Regions from separate parts of the Mus musculus genome. Here region 1 is linked to region 2. The links are chromatin contacts, found by Hi-C in ENCODE. All regions are on one chromosome and are shown on one strand. Each heading gives the region's core, a stretch centred on a gene start or an enhancer-like site at or near the end of the contact. The rest is flanking DNA. Distances are from core to core; before and after follow the strand shown.

Region 1 (5,394 bases), core at 871-3,370, about 12 Mb before region 2:
AGATGGACTGGATACACAGTGTGGGTTGAGAGCTTCCATAAGGTAACATGAGAGTGTCGAAGAGCTGTGACCTGGACATTTCCACAGGGAACCAGCTCTTCATAAAGTAGCAGGGAGACCAAGTGGGTAACAAATGGGCTCTGGAAATGTCTTTCCAGCTGGTGGAAAAATGGAGGGACAACGGCTGTCAGGACTCGTTGTGACTATGCTGCAGTGGGGCCGGCCCACTCCATACAAAGCAGCCCTCAGGGCCCCCACCATCTCCTCCCTGTGCAGCAGCCATGGCTCTCTCTTGGGAGAGCTTCCTAGCTGAGAGGTTTACCTGTCACATTGAATTCTGTACCTCCAACAGAGGTTGTGAGCACCTTTCTTAAGTTCAAGCCACACACTGGCCACTTACCACAAAACAGACATGCCACCCAGCAGCACGAGGTGGGTAAACCTGCAGCTCAAGCTGAGGGTCCCACTCCTGCCTCAGGCTGAGCTCCCAGAGACTGGCTTACGAGGTCTGCTGAGAGGCCACTCTGCCGGGGCCACTCTTCACGACAGTATCTCTGAAGAGGACTGTCCTTTGCTTTCTCGGTGTACACAGCACACTAGCAGCCACACAGCTGGTGTCCATATGCCTGGGATAAAAAGTTTGCGGTCTCAAGCCACATAGCCAACTCTTCTAGATCCACATTCCTCTGTGAAATGGGCTCGGGACCCTCCACTCCTCTATAAGATTGATACATGTGGCCAGGGAGATCTGAAAATGTGGACAGTTTTATAGGTGTCAGACTAGGATTAGATAGCATCCTCCACAGAGGGAGATCCGGGAAACCAAGGAGCCCAGATCCCACCCCAGGAGGACCGTGCAGGAACGCTTTTTCAAGAAGGCAGAGGTGAACCCCTGAGAGGGACCCCAACTGGGGAAAACCAAGCCACTACAGCAAGCCTGGAAAGAAACGGAGGGTATTTTTACTTATTTATTTATTTAATTTTGGCACATTGCTAGATTTTTATCCTTCACATGCAGATGTATGCCTAATGAGATGAAAATCAAGCCCCCCCCACCCCCACCCCCCCGCTGATCTGAAGTTCTGGCCCCTTGTCTCTGCAGGCGGTGACCCTGGGTCTCTCCTTAGTCTCAAAGAAGCAAAGTGTGAGTGAGTGAAAAACTGGGAAGGGAAAGGAAGGAAGTGCAGCGAGTTTGCTCAAATGTACCAACCGGAGGAACGCCTGGGACTTGTCGCAAGGCGCCTCGAGGAAAAGTGGGTAAAGTGGGTGGGGAGCAGGCTCAGAGGAAGCAGAGAAAGTAGGACGCGGACAAGCAGAAGCAGCGGCTGGGGGCTTTTCCTCAGGTTGACATTAAAATGAATGATATGCAAACGAATGCAAAGCATATGCGAACGCCGGCCCCGATGGCAGTGGGGAGAGCGGGATCCTGAGCCCACTTGCCGCAGGTCGCCTGGCGCCTTGGGGACCAAGGCCGAGCGCGGCGGGTGGAGCGCGCCCCCTGCCGGCAGAACGCGCAGGTGGCCCGGGTACCCCGAAGGGCTTGCGAAGGGGGTGAGGGGGGGTGCGGCGGCCGAAGGAGGGGCGCCCGCCTCCCCGTCCCGGAGTAGACACCGCGGCTCCGGGAGCAGCGACGCCGTCGGGCTGCGACTGCTCCGAGGTGGGTGTGTGCGGTGCGCTCAGCTCGCCCGCCCTCCCGGGGCGCGGCCTGCGCGGGGCGGGGGCGCACAGCTAGGAGTCCGCCCCGCACCGGGTTGCCCCGCGCCGCACGCACTGGCTACGCGCTGGGACTCCTCGGCCCGTTCCCACTCCACGGCCCCGCTCTCCTGCATCCGTACGGGGGTCCCACGCGCGGCCTGGCGCTCCTGAGGTCCCTACGTCCTGAGTCGGACCCCATAGCCAAGTCCGCCGGGCGCGTCCCGGGGCCCCTCGGCCACCCGGGCGGTGGAGGCGGGAGCCGCTCTGGGCATTGGGCGGCGCCGGGCGCACGGAACCGGGCCTCTCTCCGGCGGCCGGCGCCCCGGGGCGGAGCGAGCGCGATGGGCGTCGGGCTGGAGGCAGGTGGCGCAGCGGCGGCGGGGCGCGGGAGGCGGGGGCGGAGCGCGCGGGGCGGGGGCCGCGGGACTCGGTGAGACGCGCGGGCGAGCGCGCGGCAGCAGAGCCGAAAGCACGGCGGCTGGACCCGGCGGCCGCCGAGGCCGAAACCACCCGGGCAGCGTGCGGGCTTTGTTCCCGCGCTGGGGGCCGAACGCACTCGGCATGGCCCAGGCGGTCGCCCCGCGCGCCCCGACCCCGCCGCGCGCCTGAGCCCCGCGCAGCGCGAGAAGACAGCGTACGGATCGCCCCCAAGTTATGGAGGTGGCGACCCAGTGAGAAGGAAAAGCCACTTCGGGAGCCGGGTTGCGAGAGAGCTACGGTCCCCTGGAGCTCCAGACCGTAAGTGCCGCCCCTGCCCTGTTCAACACCGCCGCTGTCACCCTACTTTGCCGGTTGCTGCCGTCCCGGGGGTCCTCGCTTTGCACCCCCTCTCCAGCCCCTCCACTTTACAAAGTTCGTGCCCACGGCAGGGTGGAGCCAACTCTGCCCACTCATTTGACTGAGTTGCAGCCACCCTAGGTGAGCAGACAGCTTGACCTGTCCAGAGTGTGTGTGGTTCATCTTTAGGTAGGAGCTGAGTCGGTGGGGGAGTATGGGCTCCCCAACCACCACCCACAAGCGCCCCCTGGGGTGCCGGGTCTCCTGACAAAGACTGGTAGCCTGAATGACAGGGCTCGGGACTGACTGGAGTAGCGGGAGGGCAACCTTCCTGGGAGATAGTGCTGGCAGGAGAGGGTCTGCTGCTTTCTCTAGCCCTTCCCCCTCTTATTTTGGTCCCTGGATCAGCCATTAGGGCCATGGAGCTGAGCATCCTTCCTGATGGTCGGGAGGGGATCCTGACCGCCCTCCCTGGGGTCCTGACAGCCAGGTGCAGGCACAGCCTCCGGCTCTGATCCTTCTCACAGGCTTTGGGAACGGTCCATCTGTGTGTAGGGCAGGCCCAGAGCCAGGCTGTGGGAACAGCGGGGAGGAGGTGTGAGGAGGTGTGAGCACCGCGGAGGGACAGATGGCTGGGAATTCAGCCGGAGTCGGGCTGACTAAGGTGGAGCAGAAGGCAGCCAGGCTGGCAGCTCCTGGCTTTGAGCCGCTGCCTTTCAACTCATGGCCCTGAACTTGGTGTGTTTGGGCTTCTTGACCACAGTGCTGGCTGGACCTACCCCCCTGCTCCATGAATAGAACTATCTGATCATGTGAGCTAAAGCTGACTTTCAGAGCCCAATTCCTCAAAATAACAGACGATCTCATGCTCCTGTTTGTAGGGTTGATCCCAGTAACTGTCACACCCGTCCCTCCTATCCTGAGGCCAGGATGTGGCTTCATTATGTCTGGCTGGGTGTGTGCTTCCTCCCGGCGCTCAGAAACAGGAGGTTCCCAGGCAGCCACTCAGAGGATGGGGCTGGCAGAAGACAAAGGGAGCGGTCACTTTGCCCTGGCATTGCCCTTGCAAGTTGCTGGAAGGTTTCAGAAACTTCTCAAGACTGGGACTCTCTCATCTCCCTAAGACCCCAGGGGCTGGTCTGAGAGAGTTCAGCCATACCCGGCCAGAATGCACTTGGCTCCTGGCCTGGGAAGAAGTAGGAAAGCCCTGTGAGAGATTTCTGGTCTTGTGCATGGAGGGATCCTGATGGGGGCTACACTGGGGTCATGATGTCACCCCACCTTGGTCCACTGAAGGGCGGAAGTCAGAAGATGTGGCTGTCCCCAGTTGGCACTGGGAGCCCACAGTTAGAGCACCAAGCTGAGAAAATGCCGCTATTTGGGACTGTTTTTTTTTTGGGGGGGGGGCACAACCACTCTTGTGCATTGAGAGGGAAAAGCAGAGAAAGGAGGAACCCTGCGAACAGAAGGAACAGATGTGGTGCTCGGTGCTGCCCGGGAGCTAGACAGACACGGGGAGGGAGAATATCACGTTAGGACTGATTTTCTGGCGGAATCCACCCTCCCGGGAGGTACTGTGATCTTGATGAGAGGGGAGAAAGGGAGGGCCATGTGTACCTGGCACACCACCATCTTTTGCTGTGTGCCAAGCCTGAGCTGGCATATGGAAGACACCCCTGGACAGTTCCTTGCAGGATGCTCTGGGGCTGCTGGGTGGTCCAAGCAGCTCTCAGGTCCTTGTCTGGCTCTTCCTCTGTTACCGGGTTATCCATGTAATTGAGTTACCACCTCCAGGAAATCTCTCTGATTGCGCTCCACATATACTCCTTTCTGCGTGACTGAAAGAAACTCGTTTTCCTTCCTACACGCAGATCTGGAAATGCTGGCAAGGCTGGGTCACTGGGCCACAAGATCTGAGCCAGTAGGTTTGCCCACCATGGAGAACCAGGCTTAGCTTCAGCCTCTTCTGATGCAGAAGACAGGAGGGTGTGTCGGGAGAGGTGTTTCCCACCACCTTCTGGAATGGTCTTCCCTCCCCCCTCCTGCACTGTAAGCGGGATGGGTTTGGGGGTGGGGGGGTTCTGATTCATTCTCAGCCTCCCACGTGCCAGTGGGATGGTGGTGAATTAGATGGATCTAGATATCCTCCAACCACCAAGAGAACCCTCCTAGCTCATTCATGGCTGCTCGGGTGTGCATGTGTATGCTGGGTGCGCATGGAATCCAGCACAGGACAAGAGGCTTGCAGGCTGCTAGGCTGGCCATGCCTGGGGCGAGGGGACTGGCCCTATGGATCTTCCTTGGTTGGCCATTGTTTCCTGCACTGGCCCTCCAGACTTTAGGTCTGCCTGCCACACAGCAGGGTCACAACATTTTCTTTAGCAGTGACTATGATCTTCAGAACTTAGCTCATTGTCCAAAACAGATCCTCTTGCCCAACCAGACAGACTTGGTGGCGTGAGTTTGATGATAGCCCGGACCCTCCCAGCTTTGTAATCTCTCTTGCCTGTGTCCTTGGAGCCTTCCTATGTCTGTCAGGTCTTCTCCTCAGCATCCTAAGAACTCTGAGTCTGTCCCAAGGGCTGCAAGTGACCAGGGTCGGTGCTATGAGTGGAGAGCCCTCTGCTGGGCTGCCTCAGGCAAGTGGGGAATAGCCACCTCATAGTTCTTGCTCAGCCACACTGCTGACGTCGTGGGTGGGCCTTCGTGAAGCTGGGCTATCCTGGTTCAGACCTCATAGGACTCAGTAGGGGGGATGGGAGGGTCGGGTCACTCAAAACCCTCTGGAAACCACCAAGACAGTGTTTGACTATTACAAAAGATACACACTCACTGCAGGATAAATCCACATTCACTGAGTAGTGTCACACACACACACACACACACACACACACACATACACAGTCCCTTGAAGGTGGCCAA
Region 2 (4,717 bases), core at 1,736-4,235:
CAGCAACCACATGGTGGCTCACCACCATCTGTAATGACATACCCTCTTCTGGTGTGTCTGATGACAGTTACAGTGTACCTACATATAAATAAATCTCTAAGAAAAAGAAAAAGGGAGGGGGTGGGATGGCACACTCCAGCACTTTCAGAGCAAAGGCAGAAAGGCCTCTGGTTTTGAGGCCAGCCTAGTCTGCAAAGCGAAACCCTGTCTCAAAAAAGCAAAATTAAAGCCACATGGCAGGCCATCTCTGGTCTAAGAATGGAGTAAAAACAGCTCATCCCAGACCATTGCTGTTTCTACCCAGCTACCCTCGTGCAATCCTGATAGGTTTTATGAACATAAAACTCTACATGCTGCCTTCCACATTGGTCTCCTATCTATTTTAACAGAACAGCCCTGCCCCAGTCTCAGAAACCATAATCACAGAAGAGTTAAACGACCAGAGGACAAAACTTATGTATCTGATGTCTGTCAGTTTTTTTTGTTAAATAGCATATACCCTGGAACCCACGAGGCAGAGCTGATGGATCTCCTAGGAATTTGAGACCAGCCTGGTCTACAGAGCATAGGTACAAGACAGCTGCTCTCTCAGAAAATCAACACTAGTTTAGTGTACCTCCTCAGCCTCGCTAAGACTGCAGGGATGAATCACAGCAGCTGGGGTGGGGGAAGGTAATCCATCTGTACTGTGATGATGCACACCTGTAGTCCCGACACTTGGGAGGCAGAGGCAGGAGGATTTCTGAGTTCCAGACCAGCCTGGGCTACACAGAGAAACCTTGTCTTGAAAAGACAAGAAGTACTACTTACTACCTGTGGGTTTGGTTTTTTTTTTTTTTTAATTTAGTTCTAAGATCCATACGACCTATTTTAGTGAGTAGTTTAAGGTGCAGACCCAACATTCCCCCCTGTTTTCCAGTTACCCTACTGAAGTTTAAGCATTTATCCTTAGTGACAGGCAAAACTCAGAGAGGCACTATCTGCCCTCCGCAGCTCTCCCAGAGAACTCTTCCTTTGCATAGCACTTTGTACTGGCAACAAGCTGTGGGCCACACAGCACGATTGGGCTAAGCAGAAAAATGTCAGAACTCGTGAGAGAACTCACTAGAGATTTTTTGCTCCTTTTTTTCCCCCTTAAGAAAGGTCTCATGTAGCCCAGGTTAGTTTGAAAGTTACCATGTAGCTGAGGCTAGCCTTTAACTTCTTTTCCTGCCCCTCAGCCTCTCAACTGCTAGGATTAAGGGCACATGCCACCATGCCTGACATAATAAGTTGATTTTTTTTTTTAAACCATAATACTCAGAGTCCTTAGGGGGGACTTCAGTGAACAGAGCCCATGAACTAGACTCCTCAGCCGTAAGAGGGTATCAGAGTTGTGTTGTTCTCCCAAACACCCTTACCTCCTTAGACACCTAGGATGGTGCAGTTCAGAACAGATGAGTGACTCTATGGGCTTTGTTCTTTTTAATTCAGGGAAAGAAACGGAAGGGAAAGTTGAATGTTTAAATAACTCTAGAAGAAAAAGATGTAGATTCTGGGACCTACCTTTTCTAGAATGGGGATTCATGATTTAAACAAAACAAAGGGAAGAAAAATAAATTACTCTTCTCAATACTGTTTGGCATAATTGCATTGCTTTCCCGTTTCTCATCACAGCAGCTTGAGAGCAGAGATGAGACAGGCAAAAACTGGAACGGTGACTATGTGCGATGGTTCGAGCCCTGAGAGGTTCTGCTATACGCCCCTCCCTTTTTTTTTTTCCTCCACCCGTGCTTTTGAAACTGGGAAGGAACAGACTCGAGCAAAGTTCTCCATGTATTAGTTTTTAGGGTTGTTGCCTCATCCCAAACCTCTTAACACTCTCCCTTATGTGTGACTGTCCCCCAACCAGGCTGCTTGGTAATGTGAACTCATTAAGAATGGGAAATATTTATGTGGACGCTGCAGCAGGGACGTGTTTTCTGCGGCCTGAGACATTCACTGAAGCCCTTTCTCCCAGTGAACCTCAACTGTGACCAAGTCATGCAAGTAGCTTCCAGTTGTAACCCCTGATTCTTGACTGAGCGGCCCTTCTGGAGCTGGAGAGTAGGTTAGAACAGGCGAGTAAGCAGGGTAAAGGTGCGGACAGGAGGAGGCATGCAGGGCAGCCACCAATCCGCTCCTCCCCAGCAAAGCTCCGAGCCATCTGCGCGAGGCCCCGCAAACAATTGTCAAGCAATCTTGGTTGGATCGCCATCCCTGGCAGCTTGAGGGTAACTAAAGCATGAGTCCAAAGCAAATCCTACCCCCAAGCAAGAGGCTGCCTGCTCCTCTTTGGGGTGACAATGAAAGAAAACGGTACATGCTCAGGGATCTCCTTTCCAGCCAACTGTCCAACCGTGTTGCTCTCTCGCGCCTTAGGGCTAAAGACACGGGTCACGTGTGGGAGAGCAAAAGCAGCCGAGTCAGGGTGGTCTCACTTTGTCTCCGAATCAACAGGTGAGCTGGAGAGGAGGCCCAGGACCTAAGGACAGACGCTGAGAAGGTGGTAGGAGACAGGAGTGAGGGCACATGTGAGAGAAGCACCTTGCATGTGACCCGGTGAAGCTTCCTACCCGTTCCTGACACTAGTGAGGCCCTAGGGAGATCAACCCAACAGGGGGTGAATTCAACCCCCTACTACCTGGTGCGCCACGGAAAGCCCTGGAGAGTGTCTCACCGGAACCACATTTCTTTGGATGGCTTCACTCACCCACCCGGCCTAAGCTGGAAATGAGCAGTTCAAGGCGCTCCTGCCCAGCCCCAGACCCGCCTCTTAAAAAGCATCAAAATTCTTATCCAAAGCAGGTTTAGGGGAGGGGGTCGAGGCCCGCCGCCTCCCAAGGCCATGATTGGTGGAGACGGCGGCGCCGGAAATTCTCCTTGAGTTGCGTGATTGGCTAAGAAAGAAGCTCCTCCCAACTGCAGCACTGATTGGTTGCTGGGGACGGCGCAGTCTGATTGGTGGGCTGCAACCGGCGCTTGCCGGACCCAGAAGTGACTGGTTCTGAAGGCGCTCAGGGCCGCTCAGTTCCCTCGGTAGACCTCGATCTTGCTGGCCTTGGCCAGCATGTCGATGATGTGGGCTTCGAAGTCGGCGTCATGCACGCCTGTCTTCCGGAACTCGCCCGCGTACCGGTTGTTCTCCCAGTAGTGGTGCCAGTTGCCTCGACTGTCGGCCCCGAACCCATACACGTTCACCTGTGAGGAGGGTGGCACAGGGGTCACTGGGAGTCGGGGGCGTGGTTGGGGACACCCAGGCCTGACATAAGGGCACTGACTCAGAGGGGACTTCTGTCTCTTTCTCATTTGTGTTTCGCTTTTTCACGACTGGGTCTTATGTAGCCCAGGTTGGCCTCAAACGCTGCTCCTGTCTCAAACTCTCCGTATCTGATTACAGGTGCCACCATGACCCTGCTAAAAATGTGCCTTTTAAATGAAGTAGTTTTGTTAGTAAATCTTAAAAGGTAATGACGATGGGAAATGCAAAAATATTGTTTATAGGAATAACAGATATGAAAAAACATGGTTTCTGTTTACAAAAACTACTTCCCGGGAACCACAGCTAAGATGGGGAAAGGGCTGTTTCCTCTGTTTATGGTTCTCCTAATTCTGCTCTAGACAACACCGACTGCCTACCTCATCACACACATGTAGTGCAAAGAAGAGCACCAGCATTCCTGTGGAAGGGTAGCGCCCGTGGTGCTCGGTCCACCTGTCGTGAATGTACTTGAAGAAGGCTGGGTTGTAAATCTGGACCTGCAAGGAGAGAAAGGTACATGAAGGGCTTGGAGGTCTGGAGATTTGGGCCAGGCTCTGAACAGCTTCTAGCAGTTCCTCGGGAATGCAGCACATGGGTATTCCTAGGTTCTTGTGTTCATTGTAGGGGTCAGGCATACCAGCAGATGCAGATCCCACACCTGCCCCCTCCCCCTGCACCCCCAGGACAGGATTTCTCTTGGGTAGCTCTGGCCATCCTAAAACTCACTCACTCTCTTGGCATCGCTTGAATAAGCCAGCATAATTTCCATGGTGGTGAGAGTCAAAAGACAGGGGGTAGAGAACTTACCTTCTCTTTGTCCACTCGAAGGAAGGACTTCACTGGGGCATAGGTGCTGCAAGAAAACAGGAAAAAAAACCTTTCAGATGGCAACACATTTGCTCCTGATGACCAAATAGTGACACCCTCACAATTTCTAGACTGACCTATTCCCGTTGCATGTTCGCCACTGCAGGGCCATGATAAAAACCTTCAGTGGCTTTCGGGATAAAATTGGGATCCTCTAGTCAAGCCTAGGAACTTGCAGTTTCACCCTTTCTCCCCTAAGCTCTCTGTTGGGAAACTCAGCATTTGGAATAGCTGATCTCAAACTCGCCGTGTGTGTGTGTGTGTGTGTGTGTGTGTGTGTGTGTGTGTGTGTGCCTACTTTTTATGTCAACCTGACGCAAGCTAGCGGCATCTGAGAGGGGAGAACCTCAATTAAGAAGATGCCTCCATAAGATCTAGCTGTGAGGCATTTTCTTAATTAGTGACTGATAGGAGGGTCCAGTCCATTGTAGGTGGAGCCACCCCTAGGCCGGTGGCTCTGGCTTCTATAAGAAAGTAGACTGAGCAAGGCATAAGGAGTAAGCCATTGCTAAACCACTTTTGGCCTTCTTACTACTTTAAAAAAAATTTTTTTTTACTTTAATCCCAGCA

The links. A loop is a pair of places that touch in the nucleus more often than their neighbours do.
Region 1: a map of T-helper 17 cell shows a loop between it and region 2 (27-fold over the local background). The contact joins the promoter of Cbfa2t3 here to the enhancer-like site in region 2. A Hi-C loop is called at or near these places in 5 of 37 maps with a recorded cell type or tissue (T-helper 1 cell, T-helper 17 cell, T-helper 2 cell and 1 more).

Annotation. Positions count from the first base shown.
Region 1 is chr8:122,674,901-122,680,294 of GRCm38, reverse strand. It overlaps Cbfa2t3 (CBFA2/RUNX1 translocation partner 3), which reads left to right and starts at 2,120. Exons shown (of 12, transcript NM_001109873.1): 1 at 2,120-2,433.
Region 2 is chr8:110,968,604-110,973,320 of GRCm38, reverse strand. It overlaps St3gal2 (ST3 beta-galactoside alpha-2,3-sialyltransferase 2), which reads right to left. Exons shown (of 7, transcript NM_009179.3): 5 at 4,088-4,133; 6 at 3,658-3,777; 7 at 824-3,219. The coding sequence ends at 3,046. Among named protein-coding and RNA genes, the nearest start is that of Gm51551, 19 kb to the left of the region's middle. Within about 2 kb of position 2,985, at least 1 of the 3 ENCODE cell types and tissues checked has a DNase peak (open chromatin) inside an H3K27ac peak, as active enhancers do.